2 separate regions of the Homo sapiens genome follow, and region 2 is linked to region 1. A link is an interaction called in ENCODE POLR2A ChIA-PET data of the cell type or tissue named here. Cell type or tissue: A673. All regions are shown on one strand. Links, peaks and the distances in the headings refer to the core of each region. The heading gives the core; the rest is flanking DNA.

Region 1 (11,612 bases), core at 5,369-7,868:
TGTTGTTGTTGTTGATTTTGTTGTTGTTGTTGTTTTTGTTTTTGAGACAGGGTCTCGCTCAGTCGTCCAGGCTGGAGTGCAGTGGCTCGATCTCAGCTCACTGCAACCTCCGTCTCCCGGGTTCAAGCAATTCTCCTGCCTCAGCCTCCTCAGTAGCTGGGATCACAGGCACACACCACCATGCCCAGTTAATTTTTCTGTTTTTAGTAGAGATAGGCTTTTGCCATGTTGGCCAGGCTGGTCTTGAACTCCTGGTCTCAAGTGATCCACCCCTCCTTGGCCTCCCAAAGTGCTGGGATTACAGGCATGAGTCACCATGCCTGGCCTAACGTTAAATTTAAATAGTTCCTCCCCTGTAAAATATTCTCCAACCTCCTCAACCACGGTCAGAATCAACAGCTCCAACGTCTCACCCCTCAGTATGTTTTACAAATTGCCATCATTTGTAAAAATCTATCCCATAGTAATAAAAGCGAACAAAGTGCCATTATTAAAGAGTTTATCAATTAAGTCATTGTCAGGCAGGTGACTTGCTGCAGTGGGCTTAGGGGTTAAGAACACAGGCTCCAGCAGCAGACGGTGGCGTTAATTCTTGGTTCTTCCACATACTAGCTGTGTGGTCTCAGGTACGTCATTAAACTTGACCCTGCCTTGTGTCCTCATCCATAAAATGGAGGCAACAGGTCCAGGCGTGGTGGCTCAGGCCTGTAATCCCAGCACCTTGGGAGGCTGAGGCTGCAGGACCACTCGAGCCCAGGAGTTCAAGACCAGCCTGGGCAACATAGTGAGACCACATCTCCACAAAAATGTTTAAAAATTAGCCAGGCATGGTGGTGTATGACTGTGGTCCCAGCTACTCGAGAGGCTGAGGCCGGAGGATTGCTTGAGCCTGGGAGGTCGAGGCTGCAGCAAGATGTGATCGTACCACTGCACTCCAGCCTGGGTGACAGAATGATCCTGTCTCAAAAAAAAAAAGAAAAGAAAAGAAAAGAAAGTAACAATATTATCTTATTGGATTGTTGGGATGATTAAATAATATAAAATATGACAACAGAACAGTGCCTGGCATAAAACAGTCCTCCATAAAATGTTAACTTTGTATTAGTTTACCTACTAGATAGGTTGTTCCTCACTGTATATCAGAATCACTGGGGATATTTAAAAACAAACAAACAACAACAACAAAAAAACCTGATGTCCAGGCCCTACCCAAGACCTATTTTAAAAGATTGTTGAGGCTGGGTGCAGTGGCTCACACCTGTTATCCCAGCGCTTTGGGAAGGAAGGCAGGTGGATCACCTGCAGTCAGGAGTACAAGACCAGCCTGACCAATATGGTGAAACCCCAACTCTACCAAAAATACAAAAATTAGCCGGGCATGGTGGCGTATGCCTGTAGTCCCAGCTATTCAGGAGGCTGAGACAGGAGAATTGCTTGAACCCAGGAGGCGGAGGTTGCAGTGAGCTGAGATCGCGCCACTGCACTCCAGCCTGGGTGACAGAGCGAGACTCCATCTCAAAAAAAAAAAAAAAAGGCTATTGAGGTGGCTTCCGTTATTCGTGTTTCAAATCTTCCCTGGTAAGTAGCATGCTCCAGGGTTGGGGACCACTGTGTTGGATTGTGACCCCTTTGACAACAGGAACTAATTGTCTCTGCATCCCCAGCACGTGGGTTACTGTCTCAGACATGTATGAATTTAGTAACGTCTGTTGCACGGAACAGAGGATCTGAGAAGATCTAGAAGGATGTAAAATCCAAGTGTATCCTCAAAGCACCTCCTAAGACCCTGCTATGGCTTTAGATGTAACTATTTCCCATCATTATACCTCTGTGCCTCGGAGAGAAGGCTTACCTGAGTACCGTTAAGGACACTTGGGGACTAAAGGGTGGGAGAAGAACATTGGTCAACTGCAAAATTTTTCATGGAAACGCAGAATTCATACTGATAGTGTCAGAGGTATTTGAACCACAGCAACTCCATCTTGAATAGGGGCTGGGTAAAATGAGGCTGAGACCTACTGGGCTGCATTCCCAGATGGTTAGGCATCCTAAGTCACAGGATGAGATAGGAAGTCAGCACAAAATACAGGTCATAAAGATCTTGCTGATAAAACAGTTTGCAGTAAAGAAACCGGCCAAATCCCACTAAAACCAAGATGGCGATGAGAGTGACCTCTGGTCGTCCTCACTGCTACACTCCCACCAGTGCCATGAAAGTTTACAAATGCCATGGCAATGTCAGGAAGTTGCCCTATATGGTCCGTAAAGAAGAGGCATGAAAAATCCACCCCTTGTTTAACATATCATCAAGAAATAACTTGGCCAGGTGCGGTGGCTCACGCCTGTAATCCCAGCACTTTGGGAGGCCAAGGTGGGAAGATCATGAGGTCAGGAGTTCGAGACCAGCCTGGCCAATATGATGAAACCCCATCTCTACTACAAATACAAAAATTAGCCGGGCATGGTGGCACGTGCCTGTAGTCCCAGCTACTCAGGAACCTGAGACAACTTGAACCCGGGAGGCGGAGGTTGCTGTGAGCTGAGATTGCACCACTGACTCCAGCCTGGGCAACAGAGCAAGACTCTATCTCAACAACAAAAAAAAAAAAAAGAAAGAAAGAAAAAGAAAAAAAGAAATAACTATAAAAATGGGCAATCAGCAGCCCTCGGGGCTGCTCTGTCTATGGAGTAGCCATTCTTGATTCCTTCACTTTCCTAATAAACTTGTTTTCTCTTTACTCTGCAGATTCACCCTGAATCTTGTATTGCATTAGATCCAAGAACCCTCTCTTGGGGTCTGGATCGGGACCTCTTTCCTGTAACAATAGAGCAGCAAAAATTATGAAGTTAAGCTAAAGCCTCATTGGGGGAATTGAGAAAATACCTTCAATTCCTGTTTGATAGCACCGTCCAGTCTCAAACACTGTTCACCAGAAATCTCCTGAGTCCTGTCAGCATTGGCATTTCTCTGGAGATGTGAAATTTGCTATGCCAAGGCACACGGTGCCTGATAAAACCTAACTAGCTTGACGGAAAAATGTTGAACCATCAAAGGCCTCTGAAGGATAAAGGACACGGATTTTAGAAGTTGGAAACAAAGTAACCAGGAATTTTCCCACAAGACTCTAGAGGCTGTTAGAACTATGAGAGAGCATAGGAGAATTTTTATATTACTTTAGAAAGGCTGATTGTTGTGAAGTGTGCAAACAGAAAATAGAAAGGTTTGGATTCCTGAAATTAGAAGCTATTCTTCTTTTTGTGTGTGTCTTTTTTGCAATGTAAAGCACAAACTGTGAAGGGGACAACATTTTGAAGCACTTTGTTTTGTTTTGTTGAGACATGGTCTCACTCTGTCACCCAGGCTGGAGTGCGATGGTGCGATCTCGCCCACTGCAGCCTCCACCTCCCGGGTTCAAGTAATTCTCCCACCTCAGCCTCCCAAGTAGCTGGGACTACGGTTGTGCACCACCACAGTCAGCTAATTTTTTTGTGTATTTTTTTGGTAGAGACAAGGTTTCACCATGTTGGCCAAGCTGGTCTTGAACTCCTGACCTCAAGTGATCCGCCCGCCTCGGCCTCCCAAAGTGCTGGGATTACAGGTGTGAGCCACCACACTCAGCCAACACTTTGTTATTCTTGAGTGTTCTTTCACCTTGCCATCCCAATTCAATAGAGCTCAGTTTTTGGTTTTTTGTTTCTTTTGAGACAGAATCTCACTCTGTTGCCCAGGCTGGAGTGCAGTGGGACGATCTCGGCTCATTGCAACCTCTGCCTCAGTCTCCGAGTAGCTGGGATTACAGGCACATGCCACCATGCCCGGCTAATTTTTGTATTTTTACTAGAGATGGGGTTTCGCCGTATTGGCCAGGCTGGTCTAGAACTCCTGATCTCAGGTGATCCGCCTCGGCCTCCCAAAGTGCCCGAACTACAGGCATGTGCCACCACGCCTGGCTATTTTAAAAAAATTTTGTACAGACAAGGTCTTGCTACGTTGCCCAGGCTGGTCTCAAACTCCTGAGCTCAAGCAATCCTCCCACCTCAGCCTCCCAAAGTTCTGGGATTACAGGTGTAAGCCACTGCACCCAGCCAGCTATGACTATTTGAACCTTATCCCAAGATCATATCACTACCCTTAGGACCAATTCTGTCCTTCAGTAGGATCTATTAAAGCATGTTAGGTAGTCTAACAGTATAGAACTCAGTGGGGTCTTCCTTAACTTGCTACTGCTCTCACCTTATGCCCATTTCAATATTTATACATTTACCTTTTTTCTGAGACAGTTTTTTCCTACAACATACATGGTATGACATACATAGAGAAAAGTGCACAAATCGTAAATGCTCAGTCTGTTGTCTCAAAGTGAACAGCCTCAATCACCATCACCTGCTTAAGACATAGAACACAGACAGCACCCCAGAAGCCTTCTCTATGCTCCCCACCAATCATGCTATGCTCCCTTCCTCCAAACATTCTACTATTCGGTTTTCTATTATCTGTTTCTGAGTTTTATTTACAGAGAATCATATGGTACATGTTATCTCATGCCTGGTATTTATGCTATGCATCATGTTTGTGCGATCCAACCTAGTTTTGCATATAGCAGTAATTGACTCTTTTCATTATATAGGATCCAAGGTACAAATATATTGCAATTTGTTTACTGATTCTACTGGAGATGTGTATTTGTCCCTAGATTTTGGTTCTTGTGAGTAATGCTGTTCAGAACATTCTCAGGGGTCCCCAGCACCCAGGCTGCAGACTGGTACCTGTCCATGGCCTGTTAGAAACTGGGTTTCACAGCCAGGCGCTGTGGCTCACGCCTGTAATCCCAACACTTTGGGAGGCCGAGGCAGGCGGTTCACGAGATCAGGAGTTCGAGACCAGCCTGGCCAACATAGTGAAAATCCATCTCTACTAAAAATAAAAAAATCAGCCAGGCGTGGTGGCACGCGCCTGTAATCCCAGCTACTCGGGAGGCTGAGGCAAAAGAATCACTTGAACCCAGGAGGCAGAAGTTGTGGTGAGCTGAGATAGTGCCACTGCACTCCAGCCTGGGCAACAGAGTGAGACTCCATTTAAAAAAAGAAAAGAAAAGAAAAGAAACCAGGCTTCACAGGAGGAGGTGAGTGGCAGGCACACGAGCATTACTGCCTGAGCTCGGCCTCCTGTCAGATCAGCAGAGGCATTCGATTCTTTCTTACAGGAGCATGAACCCTGCTGTGAACTGTGCATGCGAGGGATCTAGGTTGCATGCTCCTTATAAGAATGATGATCTGAGGTGGAACAGTTTTATCCCGAACCCATCCCCTGCCACACTATCTCCCAGGTCCATGGAAAAATTGTCTTCCACTAAACTGGTCCCTGGTGCTAAAAAGGTTGAGGACCGCTGTTGTATATGTCTTTTGTGTATGTGAGCATGCGTTTCCGTTAGATACATACGTAGAGGGAGTTAAGCTGCTGGGTCGTGGAGTATGCACACACTCAACTTCCGCAGATAATGCCTAAGTTTCCCGATATAGTTCTACCAGTTTACACTCACAGTGTATGAGATTTCTCATTTCTTCTTGTCCTTACCCAGAATGGTATTGTTTACTCTTTAAACTTTGTCCCTTGGGCATGTTGTGGTATCTCATTGCCATTATAATTTGCATTATAATTTGACTAATGAATTTGGACCCCCTTTCAAACGTTTATTGGTCGTTAAGTTATCATTCAAGTCTCTTGGTCACTTTCTATGAGGTTGTCTAATTTGTAGAGAGGTTCTTTGTATATTATAAATATAAGTATTTACTCGATTACACCAATTGCAAACACCCTCTCCTACTGCTTGGTTTGCCTTTTCATAACTTTAATTGTGTTTTGTTGAAAAACAGAAAGTTAATGAAGTATAATTTCTCAATTTTGTTTTTAGTTTTTCCTTATTTTTGCCCTCAGTCTCCTCTCCAATATTTGTTTTTATTTTTTATTTAACAATTTCTCAATTACTTTCTTTGAGAGGGCCTTCTACGTCCTGTTTAAGACATATTTCCACATCCAAAGTTATGAATATTTTTTCTATTTTATCTTCCAGGAGCTTTACTGCTTTCTCTTTCATAAATTACAACTCACCTGGAATTAGTTTTTTTGAATGGTGGGAAGTATGGGAGGTATAGGAAAAGTTTTATTGTTCCATATAGCTTTACAACTGACCTCGCATCATTTATTGAAAGGACTGAGCTTTCCTTACTGCTGTGTGTGTGTATGTAAGCGTGTGTTTGAAGACTACTAGTGTGAATGAAAATATCAATACTTCATATCAATACTTCATGAGTTGATTATTATAAGTGGTCACAAATAGATTCAAATACATTTGAATTTTTATTTGCTCAGTTACAATTGAGTTATACCCCATAAGAAAAGCAGAGAAAAAAGAAAAGGCAGATAAGGTTAAGACAATTAGAAACAGAAAAAGAAGGCTGAACCACATATAAAAGGGATTCCAGGGACAAGGAAATGAGTCAGAGCCTCCTAGATTTGCTCACAGAAAAAAATAAAAAAGAGAAAATATAGTATAATTAAACCTAGCTCATGGCCACAGGAAGGAGTTGAGAAGTTTGAACACATCCAGATCTCAAGAGTGGCGAGGTGTGTGGTTGTTATTTAAGTACAATTTAAACCTGAGACTGAATGAAGAGCCCATAAATCACTAGTAGAGACTGGACAGGGGCCACCCCAAGCAGTAAATTACTAAAGCAAGTGAGGACAGCAATATTCAATGAGGATATATTAAAAAACAAACAAACAGATTGATTACTGTGTAAATGTATCAATGTGCTCTCTACCCCCCACTCTAAACTTCCTCCCCGTATTAACTACAGGGAAATCATACTCATCAAATTTAGATTCTGGTAGCTCATACTTAAGTGGAAGGCAAAAAGGCATTGAAGAGTGAAAGTAGAAAGAGTTTCACTTGATACATCTTTTTCACTTTCAAAAAAGGAAGTGTCAGTTTCTGTCTCTGGCTGGTGATTGCGGAAAGAGAATGAAGAAGTTTATAACAAGGCACACATGGGGATGGGAAAGGGAGGGACTTTATTTCATAGCAGATAACAGCCACAATCATAATATACTAGCCTACTTCAGTTTATTAGCAATAGTTCTTTTTTTTTTTGAGACGGAGTCTTGCACTGTCACCCAGGTTGGAGTGCAGTGGCACTGTCTTGGCTCACTGCAACCTCTGTCTCCTGGGTTCAAGCAATTCTCCTGCCTCAGCCGCCCAAGTAGCTGGGATTACAGGTGTGCACCACCACAGCCAGCTAATTTTTATATTTTTAGTAGCGAACGGTTTTTGCCATGTTGACCAGGCTGGTCTCGAACTCCTGACCTCAGGTGATCCGCCTGCCTCAGCCTCCCAAAGGGCTGAAATTACAGGTGTGAGCCACCATGCCCGGCCAGGAATAATTCTTTAGGTCATTTTTAGACACCTGATTTACTCAATTTACTCACTAAGACCAGTTGGTGGTCATATATAGAGCTTTCAGATGAGGGGGAAACATCCCCTTTAAGATGAAAAAAAAGTCTATTATTCCTTACATTAACTTAAGCATCATCCACTATACCTGATATCTGCAAATTTTGAGTCTCTCCAAAGTACTGCAGAGTGGATTGGCTCTCTCTTAGCAGTACCCCTATTGCCCAGGCTGGAGTACAGTGGTGTGATCTCAGCTCACTGCAGCCTCCACCTCCTGGGCTCAAGCAATCCTCCCACCTCAGCCTCCCAAGTAGCTGGGACTACAGGCCTACACCACCACACCCAGCTGGTTATTTTTTATTTTTTCTAGTTACAGTATCTCATTATGTTGTCCAGGCTGGTCTCAAATTCCTGGCCTCAAGTGATCCTCCCACCTCGGTCTCCCAAAGTGCTGGGATTATAGGCATGAGCCACCATGCCTCACCTCTTTTTTTAATATGGAAGATATGACAGAGGCTCTGAATTAGTAGAGGATTTATTGATCACTGTTGATTGTCTGATTTGCACTCATTCACTATATATTTACCACTGACTTCTTACCACATAGCAAGTACAACTGCTCAAAGCACTGAAAAGCATGAGACTGGAGGGGTGCAATGGCTCACACCTGTAATCCCAGCACTTTGGGAGGTCACAAGGGCAGATTGCCTGAGGCCAGGAGTTTGAGACCAGCCTGGGCAACATAGTGAGACCCCCTGTTAATACAAAAAAATTAAAAAATTAGCTGGGCATGGTGGGACGCTGGAATTAATACAAAAAAATTTAAAAAATTAGCTGGGCACACTGGTAGTCCCAGCTACTTAGGAGGCTGAGATGGAAGATCTCTTGAATCCGGGAGGTTGATGCTGCAGTGACCTATGATCATGCCACTGCACTCTAGCCTGGGTGACAGAGACTCTGACTTAAAAAAAAAAAAAGTGAGACCCCTCCAAAAGTTCTCATATTCTCTCTTTTTTTTTTTTCTTGAGACAGAGTCTTGCTCTGTCGACCAGGCTGGAGTGCAGTGACATGATCTCAGCTCACTGCAACCTCCGCCTCCCATGTTCAAGCAATTCTCCTGCCTCAGCCTCTGTAGTAGCTGGGATTACAAGTGCGCACCACCACACCCAGCTAATTTTTGTATTTTCAGTAGAGACGGGGTTTTGCCATGTTGGCCAGGCTGGTCTCAAACTCTTGACCTCACGTGATCCACCTGCCTCAGCCTCCCAAAGTGCTGGGATTATAGGCGTGAGCCACCACGCCCAGCCAATTCTCATATTCTTGACCTGAAATTGTTTACAGTCTAACGGTGAAGAGGAGAGATAAATAGATACAGGTACTACATGAGATACCATGACACCATGGAAAGAGGGAACTCAAGTTTATCTTGAGACAGGGAAATAATTATAGAAGCAGTGATGTTTTTGCCTCGACTTAGAAGAGTAGGAGTTTGGAACCTATACAAGTTGGGTAAACAGCATGTAAAAAACAAGGTGTTCAGAGAGCATGGTACCACTGAGAACTTACAAGTGGCTTGATATTTTTGGAGCATGAAGTGTCACAAGAGAATAATTATAAGTTGGCACCACATGCAGCAAATGCAAATTAGTGTGACATGGACAGTTGCTGTGACAGAAGTATTTTATAAAGAAGGTTGTTATCAACCTGCAAAAACACTTTAAAAATGGTACAGAAAACTTAGTGTTTTCTTCTAAGCCAAATTCATATTTCAGCCTCTTTGAACTCTGGTTAGATTGTCTCTCAGTTTCTTTTAATAAATTACTTTGGTCCCCTCTCCCTCTCCCTCTCCCTCTCCCCATGGTCTCCCTCTCCCCATGGTCTCCCTCTCCCTCTCTTTCCACGGTCTCCCTCTCATGCCGAGCCGAAGCTGGACTATACTGCTGCCATCTCGGCTCACTGCAACCTCCCTGCCTGATTCTCCTGCCTCAGCTTGCCGAGTACCTGCGATTGCAGGCGCGCGCCGCCCCGCCTGACTGGTTTTCGTATTTTTTTGGTGGAGACGGGGTTCCGCTGTGTTGGCCGGGCTGGTCTCCAGCTCCTAACCGCGAGTGATCCGCCAGCCTCGGCCTCCCGAGGTGCCGGGATTGCAGACGGAGTCTGGTTCACTCGGTGCTCAATGGCGCCCAGGCTGGAGTGCAGTGGCGTGATCTCGGCTCGCTACAACCTCCATCTCCCAGCCGCCTGCCTTGGCCTCCCAAAGTGCCAAGATTGCAGCCTCTGCCCGGCCGCCACCCCGTCTGGGAAGTGAGGAGCGTCTCTGCCTGGCCGCCCATCGTCTGGGATGTGAGGAGCCCCTCTGCCTGGCTGCCCAGTCTGGAAAGTGAGGAGCGCCTCTTCCCGCCGCCATCCCATCTAGGAAGTGAGGAGCGTCTCTGCCCGGCCGCCCATCGTCTAGGATGTGGGGAGCACCTCTGCCACGCCGCCCCGTCTGGGATGTGAGGAGCGCCTCGGCCCGGCCGCGACCCCGTCTGGGAGGTGAGGGGCGTCTCTGCCCGGCCGCCCCGTCTGAGAAGTGAGGAGCCTCTCCGCCCGGCAGCCACCCCGTCTGGGAAGTGAGGAGCGTCTCCGCCCAGCAGCCACCCCGTCCGGGAGGGAGGTGGGGGGGTCAGCCCCCCGCCCGGCCAGCCGCCCCATCCGGGAGGTGAGGGGCGCCTCTGCCCGGCCGCCCCTACTGGGAAGTGAGGAGCCCCTCTGCCCGGCCGCCCCTACTGGGAAGTGAGGAGCCCCTCTGCCCGGCCAGCCGCCCCGTCCGGGAGGGAGGTGGGGGGGGTCAGCCCCCTGCCCGACCAGCCGCCCAGTCCGGGAGGTGAGGGGCGCCTCTGCCTGGCCGCCCCTACTGGGAAGTGAGGAGCCCCTCTGCCCGGCCACCACCCCGTCTGGGAGGTGTGCCCAACAGCTCATTGAGAACGGGCCATGATGACAATGGCGGTTTTGTAGAATAGAAAGGGGGGAAAGGTGGGGAAGAGATTGAGAAATCGGATGGTTGCCGTGTCTGTGTAGAAAGAAGTAGACATGGGAGACTTTTCATTTTGTTCTGTACTAAGAAAAATTCTTCTGCCTTGGGATCCTGTTGATCTGTGACCTTACCCCCAACCCTGTGCTCTCTGAAACATGTGCTGTGTCCACTCAGAGTTAAATGGATTAAGGGCGGTGCAAGATGTGCTTTGTTAAACAGATGCTTGAAGGCAGCATGCTCGTTAAGAGTCATCACCACTCCCTAATCTCAAGTACCCAGGGACACAAACACTGCGGAAGGCCGCAGGGTCCTCTGCCTAGGAAAACCAGAGACCTTTGTTCACTTGTTTATCTGCTGACCCTCCCTCCACTATTGTCCTATGACCCTGCCAAATCCCCCTCTGTGAGAAACACCCAAGAATGATCAATAAAAAAAAAAAAAAAATTACTTTGGTTGGGTTTTCTTCCTTTAGAAATGGTATTTTCTCCTTCCCTTAGGAAATAGGTGGAAGGTCAGACTAACTTCTCACACACTCCATCCTTTGTCAGACAGTCATAGCTATGTTTTTATAAAACTCTAAATGGCCATTTATTACTTTGATCAGATTAATAGATTGTAGGGTAGTAAAACAGATCATTCCATTCGATTTCAAGTGGAAATATAGGAGTTATTCACTCCTTTCCCATTTTAAGAAACCAGAGGTAGCCTCTGTTTTCTCATTATCTTCTATGCATTCTGGAGATTAACAAATTCACTAAAAGACACTCAAGAGTAAAAACTTTCAAGATCAAATGAGTTGCTGGTAGAACTGAAATTGAAGAAGACATTTTAGCATTAAATCAAGGTCTCAGCCACTGAACTTCTTTTTTTTTTTGAGACGGAGTCTCGCTCTGTGGCCCAGGCTGGAGTGCAGTGGCGCAATCTCAGCTCACTGCAAGCTCCGCCTCCCGGGTTCACGCCATTCTCCTGCCTCAGCCTCCCGAGTAGCTGGGACTACAGGCGCCCGCCACCACGCCCAGCTAATTTTTTGTATTTTTAGTAGAGACAGGGTTTCACCGTTTTAGCCAGGATGGTCTCGATCTCCTGACCTCATGATCTGCCCGCCTCGGCCTCCCAAAGTGCTGGGATTACAGGCGTGAGCCACC
Region 2 (11,612 bases), core at 5,553-8,052, 320 kb after region 1:
CTTTCCGAGCGCGGGAGCCATCCCGGACGGGCGCGGCTCCTGGGGGGGCTGAGGTGCCAAGTTTCTGTGAAAGCCGACACGTTGTGCCCCTAATGGATCCTATTTACCAAAAACAGTTCAGAAAGAAAAGAGTCCATTCTTCCAGCCATTCGTTGCTGACAGCCGCTGGAAAGGTCTGGGAGTAACATTGCACGAGGTATTTCTATCTTTAAGGAGCGGCGAAATTTAATATTGATGAGCTTGCATGCCGTTTTTTTAAAATAGACAAATAGGTTAACTTTATTTAAAGAGGGAGAAGGCTGCTTGATTCCAAAGATAATTTCATTCAGGGGGAGGTTTTCCTGCTTTTCTCTGCAGAATTCAGGCAAGAGGCCACTTGGTGACACTCCTCAGCCTCCTTGGGTAATGGTGAGACCTTTATTTACTATGCGATGAAGGGCCTGGGATTCTCTTCTCATGGTTATTCACACATTCTACCTTTTGCTCCCCAAATGATGCTGACCACCTTATTTTAACAGACAACACCGGCTATCTCCAGTTCTCTTTCCAATAGATTTAAGCCAGAGTGTCTCTAAAATCTTACCAAGTTTCGTACAGGTGCGGATCATATGCTATAAATGTTTCAGTCCTAGGCTCTGGATAAAAAAGTGTCCATGGTTTTATAATTTGGGCTTAACCAGTAGAACTTGTGTGTATACACTCTTAGAAGTATTTCCTGATGTGCTTAAGATTGTTATGTTTTAAAAATATAGTATCATGATTGGTGCAGTTTTGTAAGCAAACTTTTGTTCCACCGGATTTTACCTGCTCACTTTATAGGAAAATAAAACTTGTTGCTTTAGGGTGTCAGAGGTTTTTGTGTTGGGTAAATGTAAAAGAACATGGCAAGGTATAACTGAAGAAGAGTTTATTATTTACTGTGGCAAAACACGCCCCTAATGACCTCAGAATCAGCTTTCAACACCTTCACATACCATACTAAGATGCTTCATAATGTGGCACCTGCCTGCCTTTCCAGTTCCATCTACTGACTTTCCCCAGGCCTCCTGGCTCTCCCCCGCTTGCACACTGCCTGCTCTAGACACACCAAGCTACTCAGAAGTTGTTATTTCCAGACCATTGTTTGGAATGAATGAAATTCTGCTTACACTGTTCTTACTCCTCTTGCCCATCTGTCAATTACCCACGCATTCTTAATGTGTCAGTCAAATACCTTCTCTAGGAAGCTTTTCTTCCTTATCCGTAGGCGAAGTTAAGCTCCTCCTCCTCCAGTAGTCAGTGCTTCTACTAGAACACATTTTTGTATATACCTCTGGCACTGCCACCTTGCACAGTTGTTCAGGCTGTTCACTACACAAGGTCATCTTGTCCAACAGGCAATTGGAGGCTGAAATCCGATTCACACTCCACTTGCCAAGCCTCTAGTGCGCTCCTCTCCATTGGAGAGGATACATTTGGCAATTTAACCAAAAGTACAGTATGGGTTAGTAGTGACCCTAAGCCTATCCCCACTACTGTACTTAGCATCCATCACTTCAACTGATGTAATAGGAGCTCAGTTAAGGTTCCTAGGTTCCGTGAACGAGTGAAGAAAGAATGGATTTTTTTTTTTTTTTTTTTTTTTTTTTTTGAGACAGGATCTCCCTTTGTTGACCAGGCTGGAGTGCAGTGATATGATCTCAGCTCACCGCAGCCTCAGCCTCCCCAGCTCAATTGATCTTCCTTCTCTGCCTTCCAAGTAGCTGGACTACAGACGCGTGCCACCACACCTGGCTAATTAAAAACATTTTGTAGAGAGGGGGTTTCGCCATGTTGCCCAGGCTGGTCTCAAACACCTGAGCTCAAGTGATCCACCCTCCTCAGCCTCCCAAAGTGCTGGGATTGTAGGCATGAGCCACCGTGTCCGGCCAGAAAAGATTACTTCTCACGAACTCTAGAAAGAAGTAAGAGTTTGGGGGCAGATTTTTTTTGTATAAGTCAGTATACAGAAATCTGCTTCAGTTTGCTTTATCTTATGTCTGGGCTGTTCAAATGATGCTTAGACAGATGTCTTCTCCTTGATTACAGGGAAGAATCTGCGAGTGTGAATTCATGGGTGGGCGTCAGGGATTTGTGTCAACATGTGGTGCTTTGTCAGCTGATGACTTTTCTAGCCACTCAGGTTTACGTGTCTAATCGTGATTTGCTAAGAGAGATAAGGGGGCAAGAAACTTGCAAGTAAGGCCCTAAAGAGCTTTGCTCGCATAAACATGTGCTAATAAATTGCATTGGAGTGCCGTTTTGTATATAAGAATTTAAGCCATCCTAAAGTGAGATGTCACAGAATTAAACTAAGAAAGTAAGAAGGGTTTGAGTCTGATTTATTTAGGATCTCCAATGAGATCAGTATTTAATATCACAGTTTTATGCATGAAAAATGCAGTTTTCATTGGGAAGGGGCCATTTGCAAGCTGAATTGGCTGCAAGAGTTGTAAAAATGCTCCAAATTTTGTATGTAGTTAAAAATTAACAATTTGTGGGGTGATCTGGTGGCATTTTTCAAGCTACAATCAATATGTGAATTATCATGCAAGCATTTATAAGATTGTGATATAAAATTATATACTTGTAGATGTCAAAAGTGTTTGCTAGTTATATGGAATCTTGGAATCTCTAGAATTCATAACATTGGAATAACTTTAAGGATAATATGGATCAATTCTCCCATTTTATGGGTAAGGAAACTGAGTCCCAGGAACTTATCCAGGGTCACTGAGCTTGTGTAGAGGCATAGCCAGGACGAGCTTTCAGATTTCCTGGCTTCGACTTCATATTCAAGTACCTATAAGAACAGCCTTCTGTATATTCCATCATTGGCCTCACTTGGGAAATCTTGAAAGTATAGGCTTAATTTTAAGATCTCAGGGAAAGAAAAGATTTTCAGTGCCAAACACAATGCCCTGGGTAAAGTAGGCATGTGATAAATATTTGCTGAATGGAGGAATGAATGAACAAACCCGATGACAACTTCCTTATTTAAAGTAATTGATAAGAAATGATGCAAAGTCCATTTGGAGTGGAATTTGGCCCATGTGTTTGTATTTCTTAAATGCCATAAAAAGTATTGGTTAAACTTTATGGGAAAGATGGGCATCTCTATTATATATTCAAAGACATTTGATATGCTATAGGAAAATTAATTAATTAATTAATTAATTTTTTTGAGACAGAGTCTCGCTCTGTCACCCAGGTTGGAGTGCAGTGGCGATCTCAGCTCACTGCAACCTCCATCTCCTGAGTTCAAGCGATTCTCCTGCCTCAGCCTCCCGAGTAGCTGGGATTGCACCCACCACCACACCTGGCTAATTTTTGTATTTTTAGTAGAGATGGGGTTTTGCCATGTTGGCCAGGCTGGTCTCGAACTCCTGACCTCAGGTGATCCACCTGCCTCGGACTCCCAAAGTGCTGGGATTACAGGCGTGAGCCACCGCTCCTGGCCAGGAAAAATAATTTTTATTTCTTTATTATTTTCTATAGGAGAAGTTAGAACTCCTAACAGAAAAGCGTAATGAAAAAGCTCAGGATTTGGAATCACTAAGTTTGTCTGAAAACTAGCTTTGCTTCTGCAGACCATAAATGTCACCGGCCTCAGTTTCTTGTAACTTCTTTTTTTATTTTTTTTTGAGACGGAGTCTCACTCTGTAGCCCAGGCTGGAGTGCTGTGGTGCCATCTTGGCTCACTGCAACTTCTGCCTCCCGGGTCCTGGTTCAAGCAATTCTCCTGCCTCAGCCTCCCGAGTAGCTGGGATTACAGGTACGTGCCACCATGCCCAGCTAATTTTTGCATTTTTAGTACAGACGGGGTTTCTCCATGTTGGTCAGGTTGGTCTTGAACTCCTGACCTTGTGATCCGCCCGCCTCGGCCTCCCAAAGTGCTGGGATTACAGGTGTGAGCCACCGCGCCCAACCTCTTGTAACTCCTTAAATCTTAGAGTTGTTACAAAGATCAAATGAGCTGAAGTGCATGAAAGCACTTTGCAAACTTTGGAACAATGAACAGTAAGAGGAGTTAGAAGCTGTGGCAGTGACTACTTGGCCTGTGCATACATCATCTCATTTATTCCTCTGAATTTAAAAAAAGTAGACTTTTGTGGAATAAGGAAGAAATTCATGCTTAAACAACTCCCTCAATGTTAAACATGTATCGAGTGAGCCCCCTATGATGTGTTAAGAACTGTTAAGCTGGGCTGGGTGCGGTGGCTCACGCCTATAATCCCAGCACTTTGGGAGGCCAAGGGGCGGATCACCTGAGGTCGGGAGTTCAAGACCAGCTGACCAACATGGAGAAACCCCGTCTTTACTAAAAATACAAAAATTAGTGGGCGTGGTGGCACATGCCTGTAATCCCAGCTACTTGGGAAACTGAAGCAGGAGAATCACTTGAACCCGGGAGGCAGAGGTTGTGGTGAGCTGAGATTGCGCCATTGCACTCCAGCCTGGGCAACAAGAGGGAAACTGTTGCAAAAAAAAAAAAAAAAAAAGCATCCAAAAAACTGTTACGCTCTCAACACGATGGTCAGTAAGAGAACTTACTTTAAGTAGAGAACAGTAAGTGACATTAAGTGACACAAAAGCAAATTCCTTAAGTTTTAGGTGGAGGAGTGATAGGTCAGATTTGCATTTGAAACCAGTTCCGTTCAGGCACCTTGGCTTACGCCTATAATCCCAGTACTCTGGGAGGCCGACGCTGGGGATCACTTGAGGTTGGGAGTTCAAGACCAGCCTGGCCAACATGGTGAAACCCTGTCTCTACTAAAAATACAAAAATTAGCTGGGTGTGGTGGTGCACATCTGTAGTCCGAGCTACTCGGGAGGTTGGGGCACGAGAATTGCTTGAATCCGAGAGGTGGAGGTTGCAGTAAACCAGGATTGCGTCACTGCACTCCAGCCTGGGCGACAGAGCGAGACCCCATCTCAAACAAACAAACAAAAAAAGAAACCAGTTTCTTTTTAGATTGTTGTGAGTAGATTTAGGGAAGCAAGCCTGGAAGAAAGAAAGTCAGTGGTAACAGTGTAGATCATCAAAGGTGGTGGCAGTAGAATAGTGGGGACAGACATGGAAGAAGATTCCAGAAATATAAAGGAAGTGCAGTGGACTTGGTGACTGAGAAAATGGAGGGCAGGGAGAATCACATCCAGTAAAGGATGACACCCAGGCTGCTCACCCATATGACAACCTAGAAGGAGAAGGTTGGAGACCTGTGGGATCCTTTACCCAAGTTCACGTAGTTTGAAATTGCACAGCTGAGATTTGAATCCAGGTCTGTCTGACCACATGATCCTTCCACTCTTCTATCCTGACCCAATGGTTAGCATGCCCTTAATTGTAAACAAATAAAGGATCTTAATAAAAATCATCTAGCATTTGAAAGCTTTTATTTTTTGTGAAATGTTTTTTCATAACATTAAGGAAAAAAAAATGCCCACGGATGGTTACCGCCAGCAGACATAGGCTGGTGCCCTGAGAAGGTTCCCTGCCAGAAGCGTATAATGTATTTCCTCTCCTGGATGTTACATGGCCTGGGCCCTGGCCCACTCCTCTCCAGGCATTCCATCGAGCTGGAAATTGGTCTGCTTTGTTTTCATTTATGAGGTTTGTAGATTGAGTAACAGAATCTGGACTACAGTGTTCATTGTGTTTTCATGGTGTTGGATTACAAGCTTTCTTTTAAATTCATGGTTAGGTTTCTGAATGTGCCTTTTGGACATAGTTCTTCATGAGTTCCCATTACTAAGTGATTTCTTTGCATTGGGAACAGTATGTAAAACTCGAATTTTGAAGCTTCTTTTGTCAGTAGTTTGGGAAATGGCTTAATAAATAAGCTTGCAAATCTTTCCTTATGCTGGTGAAAGTGAAGGATTCTCATTGCTTTTAAAATATAGTGATGAATTTTAGTGCAATATTTTGTGTTATTTTAAAATTCAAAAAAATTATATTGTTGTTGTCTAGTAAAGAGCATTCTGTGCCTTAAGATTTTCATCTCTAAAAGAAGGATGACAGCAGCGCCTTCTTAGAATATTGTTTTGAGGATTGAGAAATTAATGAATTAACATAATACAGCTGGGTGTAGTGGCTCACGCCCATAATCCCAGCACTTTGGTCGGCTGAGGCGGGATGATCACTTGAGGCCAAGTATTTGAGACCAGCCTAGGCAACATAGTAAGACCCTGTCTCTGTAAAAAAAATACAAAAATTAGCTGGGCATAGTGGCATATGCCTGTAGTCCCAGCTACTAAGGAGGCTGAGATGGGAGGATTGTTTGAACCCAGGAGGTCGAGGCAACAGTGAGCCATGATCACGCCACTGTACTCCAGCCTGGGTGACAGAGCAAGACCTCGTCTCAAAATAAAATAAAATTAGCATAATATGCTTAGAACCTGGCCTGACGAAATGAGAAAGTTCACTAAGTGTTTTCTATTTCTTTCTGTCATTTTTTTCCTTGCATTATTCCCTGTCTGGTTAACCCCCAGTCATCCACGGAGACCCAGAAAAGCCTTCCATCTGAGTTGCTTCTTAGGTACTTGTGTCTATATCAATTGTTGCATTCATCATATAATATTTAATTCTTGATGACTTCTCCATCACACAGGGAGTGCTTTGCTTGTTTTATTTATTTATTTATTTATTTTTGACACGGAGTTTCGTTCTGTTGCTCAGGCTGGAGTGCAGTGGTATGATCTCAGCTCACTGCGAACTCTGCCTCCAGGGTTCGAGCAGTTCTCCTGGCTTAGCTTCCCAAGTAGTTGGGATTACAGGCACCCACCACCACATCCAGCTAAGTTTTGTGTGTGTGTGTTTTTTTTTTAGTAGAGACAGGGTTTCACCATGTTGACCAGGCTAGTCTCGAACTCTTGACCTCAGGTGATCTGCCCTCCTTGGCCTCCCAAAGTGTTGGGATTATAGGTGTGAGCCACTGAGCCCAGCCATGCTTGTTTTATTTTTGTACCACTTTTATATCCAGCCTGGTGCTTTAGTGAACACTCTTAAATGGTGGTTGACAGAATGTGTGAAGTGTTCATTGAAATTGTTTTTAAAAGTATTATAATATGATTATGAGATTGAGAGACCCTTTGCCAAATATTTGACTCTCTAAATGGACTTTATCAATAACAAAGTGCTGAAAGTTAAAATACATAAAGGTTGATCCGTTTTTTTCCGAAGCGTGGAATTGTGGCAAGGTTATTGTATTGGATATTAACAGCTCTAGATTCTGTTGTGGAATATACCTTTTACCCATTTGGCAGGTCACCTAAACATTTGAGGGAGCCAGGTGTAGTGGTGCACGCCTGTAATCCAAGCTACCCAAGAGGCTGAGGCACAAGAATTACTTGAACCCGGGAGGCAGAGGTTGCAGTGAGCCGAGATCACACCACTGCACTTCAGCCTAGGCAACAGAGTGAGACTCTGTCTCAAAAAAGAAAAGAAATTACTTGTCCCCATTTTCACAGCCTCCCTGGCCCCAGAGAACAGAAAAGTCAGAGAGGTGGAAGACTCGACGCTCCCAGCTGTGCCTCAGCTGTGGGCCAAGTCTCCACCGGGGCCAAAGGGGACACTCTTGTGGGAGGAGCAGAGGGGCCCACATCTCCCCTCTCGGCTCCCCCATGCACACTGCCTTATCTCTCCCCCTCTAGCCAGGAATCGGTTGTGTGTTTCCTCTGCCAATTTACTGTGATTGTGTATGTGCTGCTACCACCGCAGCTGCCACGGTGGGGCAGGGAGGAGGCCAACATGGTGAAACCCTGTCTATACTAAAAATACAAAAATTAGCTGGGTGTAGTGGCAGCTGCCTGTACTCCCAGCTACTCAGGAGGCTGAGGCAGGGAGAATCACCTGAACCTGGGAGATGGAGGTTGCAGTGAGCCAAGATTGACGGAGCGAGACTCCATCTCTCCCAACTCCCCCCAGAAAAGTGCATTCTGTTGAGTCTGTTGTGTGAGATGTTTTGCACTTATGTGACTTTTATCAGTGCCTTTGCTTTTTGTATTTTTAGTAGAGATGGGGTTTTGCCCTGTTGGCCAGGCTGTCCTGAACTCCTGACCTCAGGTGATCTGCCTGCCTCGGCCTCCGAAAGTACTGGGATTACAGGCATGAGCCACCGTGCCTAGCTGTGATGAGTAATTTCTGCACCAGTCCTGCTGTAGGCTACCTGCAAGACAAGATGTTTGATTGGAAGGCTGGTCAGAGTCACTTCTAGCTCCTGGTCTGTAGTCTTTCCAGAGTCTTCCTAGTGTGCCTCAGTAAGTCAGAGTAGTCAAGGCCCATACTCTGTATGTAGTAGCCAGGCTAATCCTTGGAGTTCACCCCAAATTTCCAATACCATCTTTCTGTTTTTGTTTGTTTTAGATGGAGTCTTGCTCTGTCACCCAGGCTGGAGTGCAGTGACATGATCTTGGCTCACTGCAACCCCCACCTCCTGGGTTCACGCGATTCTCCTGCCTCAGCCTCCCGAGTAGCTGGGACTTGTTACAGGCGCCCGCCACTACGCCCAGCTCATTTTTTGTACTTTTAGTAGAGACGGGGTTTCACCGTGTTAGCGAGGATGGCCTCAATCTCCTGACCTTGTGATCTGCCCGCCTCGGTCTCCCAAAGTGCTGGGATTATAGGCATGAGCCACTGCGCCCGGCCTCTTAATACCATCTTTTTTTCCAAGTCTGTTACTCTGTTATGTAACCTGGTATTTTGAGCTTAGCTGTAGGACATTTACTTACCAGGCGAATAGACTATTGCATCACCTTTAACTCCTCTTTCTTTGGTACCATTGCTTTGTAAATATAGTAGGCTCCAAAAGAAGATGTGCCCAAGATGGATTTATAGAGTGGGGAGAGGTCGCTGAGGTGGGCACACAGTCTGGAGCATCCCTCACTGCCAGAGTTTGCAGTGAGTCCCTCTCAGCTTCCCAGGCAGGCCTTCACTTACCTTAAGCCATTTGCCCCATGTGAAGAGGCAGAAGGCAGTCATGGAGTAACCCATGATGAGCCAGTGGATGGTCAGTTGCACCAGAGTAGAAGGCTTGGAGGATGGTAATGGAGGTCAGGTTGCCCAAGGCAAGGCTCTCTCCAATTAGCCTGGCAGCCTGAGGAGGGAGGAGTAGCTCATCAGCAGCTTGTCCCTCATTTCCCCTTTCACCTCCACCCTGGAGGCCTGCCTGTCTTTCCACAATAAAAATGAGGAATTCCGTCTGGAAGCAGGCCAGGCATCCTGAGTACAGGCTATGCCAGAGGGCCAGGAATCTTGGAGAGACCCTGAGAGAGTTTTTTGTTTTTGTTTTTGTTTTTTATTTTTTATTTTTGAGATGGAGTCTAGCTCTATTGCCCAGGCTGGAGTACAGTGGCACGATCTCGGCTCACTGCAACCTCCACCTCCTAGGTTAAAGCAATCCTCTTGCCTCAGCCTCCTGAGTAGCTAGGACTACAGGTGTGCACCACCATGCCTGGCTAATTTTTGTATTTTTACTAGAGACGGGGTTTCACCATGTTGGCCAGGCTGGTCTTGAACTTCTGACCTCAAGTGATCCACCCACCTTGGCCTCTCAAAGTGCTGGGATTACAGGGGTGAGCCACCTCACCTGGCACTGTGAGAATTCTTTACTTTTTTTTTTTTTTTTGAGATGGAGTTTTGCTCTTGTTGCCTAGGCTGGAGTGCAATGGTGTAATCTCGGCTCACTGCAACCTCTGCCTCCCGAGTTCAAGTGATTCTCCTGCCTCAGCCTCCTGAGGGATTGCAGGCGCCTGCCACCACGCCCAGCTAATTTTTCTATTTTTAGTAGAAATGGGGTTTCACCATGTTGGTCAGGCTGGTCTTGAACTCCCGACCTCAGGTGATCTGCCTGCCTCGGCATCCCAAAGTGCTGGCATCACAGGCGTGAGCCACTGCACCTGGCCAGATTCTTTACTTTCAAGGAATTTGAATCATTTGAAAAAGTCACTGGAGAAAAGGGTGGGTAAGGAGGAGCCACTGACTGACTAGTTCTTGGATCGAGCCGCCTGCCTCTGGGTCCTCGAGCCTCGAGGAGTAGAGGGCAGGGAGGCTCCCACGTGTAGCCCCCCGGGGTCCTGGAGGCAGTGCTGCCTGATTAGTTTTACAGATGGGAGGCCGACCCACGGCAGAGCTGGTGATCAGTGACCGAGTGCCTACCAAGTCCCTGACGTTGAGGTCAGTGGGGAACCAGATACACTCTAATGCTGCCCACACTCTAGTGGTAGGGACAAACAAGTAAAGAAGATGTTTATAATCAGGGCAGCAGAGGACATAAGTCCTGTGGCAGAGCTGCAGTAACACCCAGGGCTCAAGGCACTTTTTTTTTTCAAATCGGAGTCTCGATCGGGCATGGTGGCTCATGCCTGTAATCCTAGCACTTTGGGAGGCTGAGGTGGGTGGATCACAAGGTCAGGAGTTCGAGACCAGCCTAGCCAACATGGTGAAACCCTGTCTCTACTCAAAATACAAAAATTACCGGGTGTGGTGGCGCATGCCTGTAATCCCAAATACACAGGAGGCTGAGGTGGGAGAATCTCTTGAACCCTGGAGGCGGAGGTTGCAGTGAGCTGAGATTGTGCCATTGCACATCAGCCTGGGCGACATTTTTAGAGACTGTCTCCCCCACCTCCCCCCACCAAAAAAAAAAAAAAAGAAAAAAAAAAGACACAGTGTTACTCTGTTGCCCAGGCTGGAGTGCAGTGGCGTGATCTCGGCTCACCACAACCTCCACCTCCCGGGTTCAAGCGATTCTCCTGCCTCAGCCTCCTGAGTAGCTGGGATTACAAGTGCCCACCACCACACCCAGCTAATTTTTTTGTATTTTTAGTAGAGATGAGGTTTCACCATGTTGGCCAGGCTGGCCTCAAACTCTTGACCTCAAGTGATCCACTTGCCTTGGCCTCCCAAAGTGTTGGGATTACAGGCATGAGCCACTGTGCCCGGCCAATTTTTGTATTTTTTGTGGAGAAAGGGTCTTGCCATGTTGCTCAGGCTGGTCTACTAGGATTACAGGTGTAAGCCACTGCGGCTGGTCTGCTACTGGCTTTTTGATCGTACTTTGAGAAACTGCCCTAAATAAAGTAAGACTTGCGCTTGTAGGGCATTCAGTGTGTGGAGGGTGTGGGGGAGTGGAGTCAAGGTCTCTCTTCCCGTCTCTTTTCCCTGCATGATGCCCCTTTGCATAGGCTTGCATAGGATTGTGAGGATCTAACCATGTTAGTTAACTTGCCAGAGATGGGCAAGAGATTTGTAGGCCAGTCACATATAAATGCAGCACAGGTTTTCTTATTTCAGGGTGATCCATGGTTTGACAGGAACCATTTTTCTTTTTCTTTCTTTCTTTCTTTTTTTTTTTTTGAGAGGGAGTCTCGCTCTGTCGCCCAGGCTGGAGTACAGTGGCACAATCTCGGCTCACTGCAAGCTCCGCCTCCCGGGTTCACGCCATTCTTAAGGAAATTTTTAAGGAAAACATCTGGTTTCTAAAGAAGAGGTTTGTTGAATATATTAGTTATAAGCATACTGACAGTGAAAACGATTAGGTAAAATGTCAGGTTACTTAAAAACATCATTTTGTAATGAATATTAGTGAGAAAGC

What was found. Peaks named below come from ENCODE experiments on the same cell type or tissue, not always from the same donor. Only the 100,000 strongest peaks of a DNase experiment are listed, where the experiment ranks them.
Region 2: POLR2A ChIA-PET joins it to region 1 with 9 read pairs; 2 of 35 experiments call an interaction of 5 or more read pairs at or near these places.

What each region holds. Positions count from the first base shown.
Region 1 is chr6:154,677,355-154,688,966 of GRCh38, forward strand. No RefSeq gene overlaps it. Among named protein-coding and RNA genes, the nearest start is that of SCAF8, 50 kb to the right of the region's middle. In A673, for the core only: no CTCF peak of the experiment used is centred there; a DNase peak (open chromatin) is centred at 6,527.
Region 2 is chr6:154,996,029-155,007,640 of GRCh38, forward strand. The region is part of intron 1 of TIAM2 (TIAM Rac1 associated GEF 2); the gene reads left to right. It also overlaps the pseudogene LOC100421330. Among named protein-coding and RNA genes, the nearest start is that of TIAM2, 6.5 kb to the left of the region's middle. RefSeq lists an enhancer at 1-394. In A673, for the core only: no CTCF peak of the experiment used is centred there; no DNase peak of the experiment used is centred there.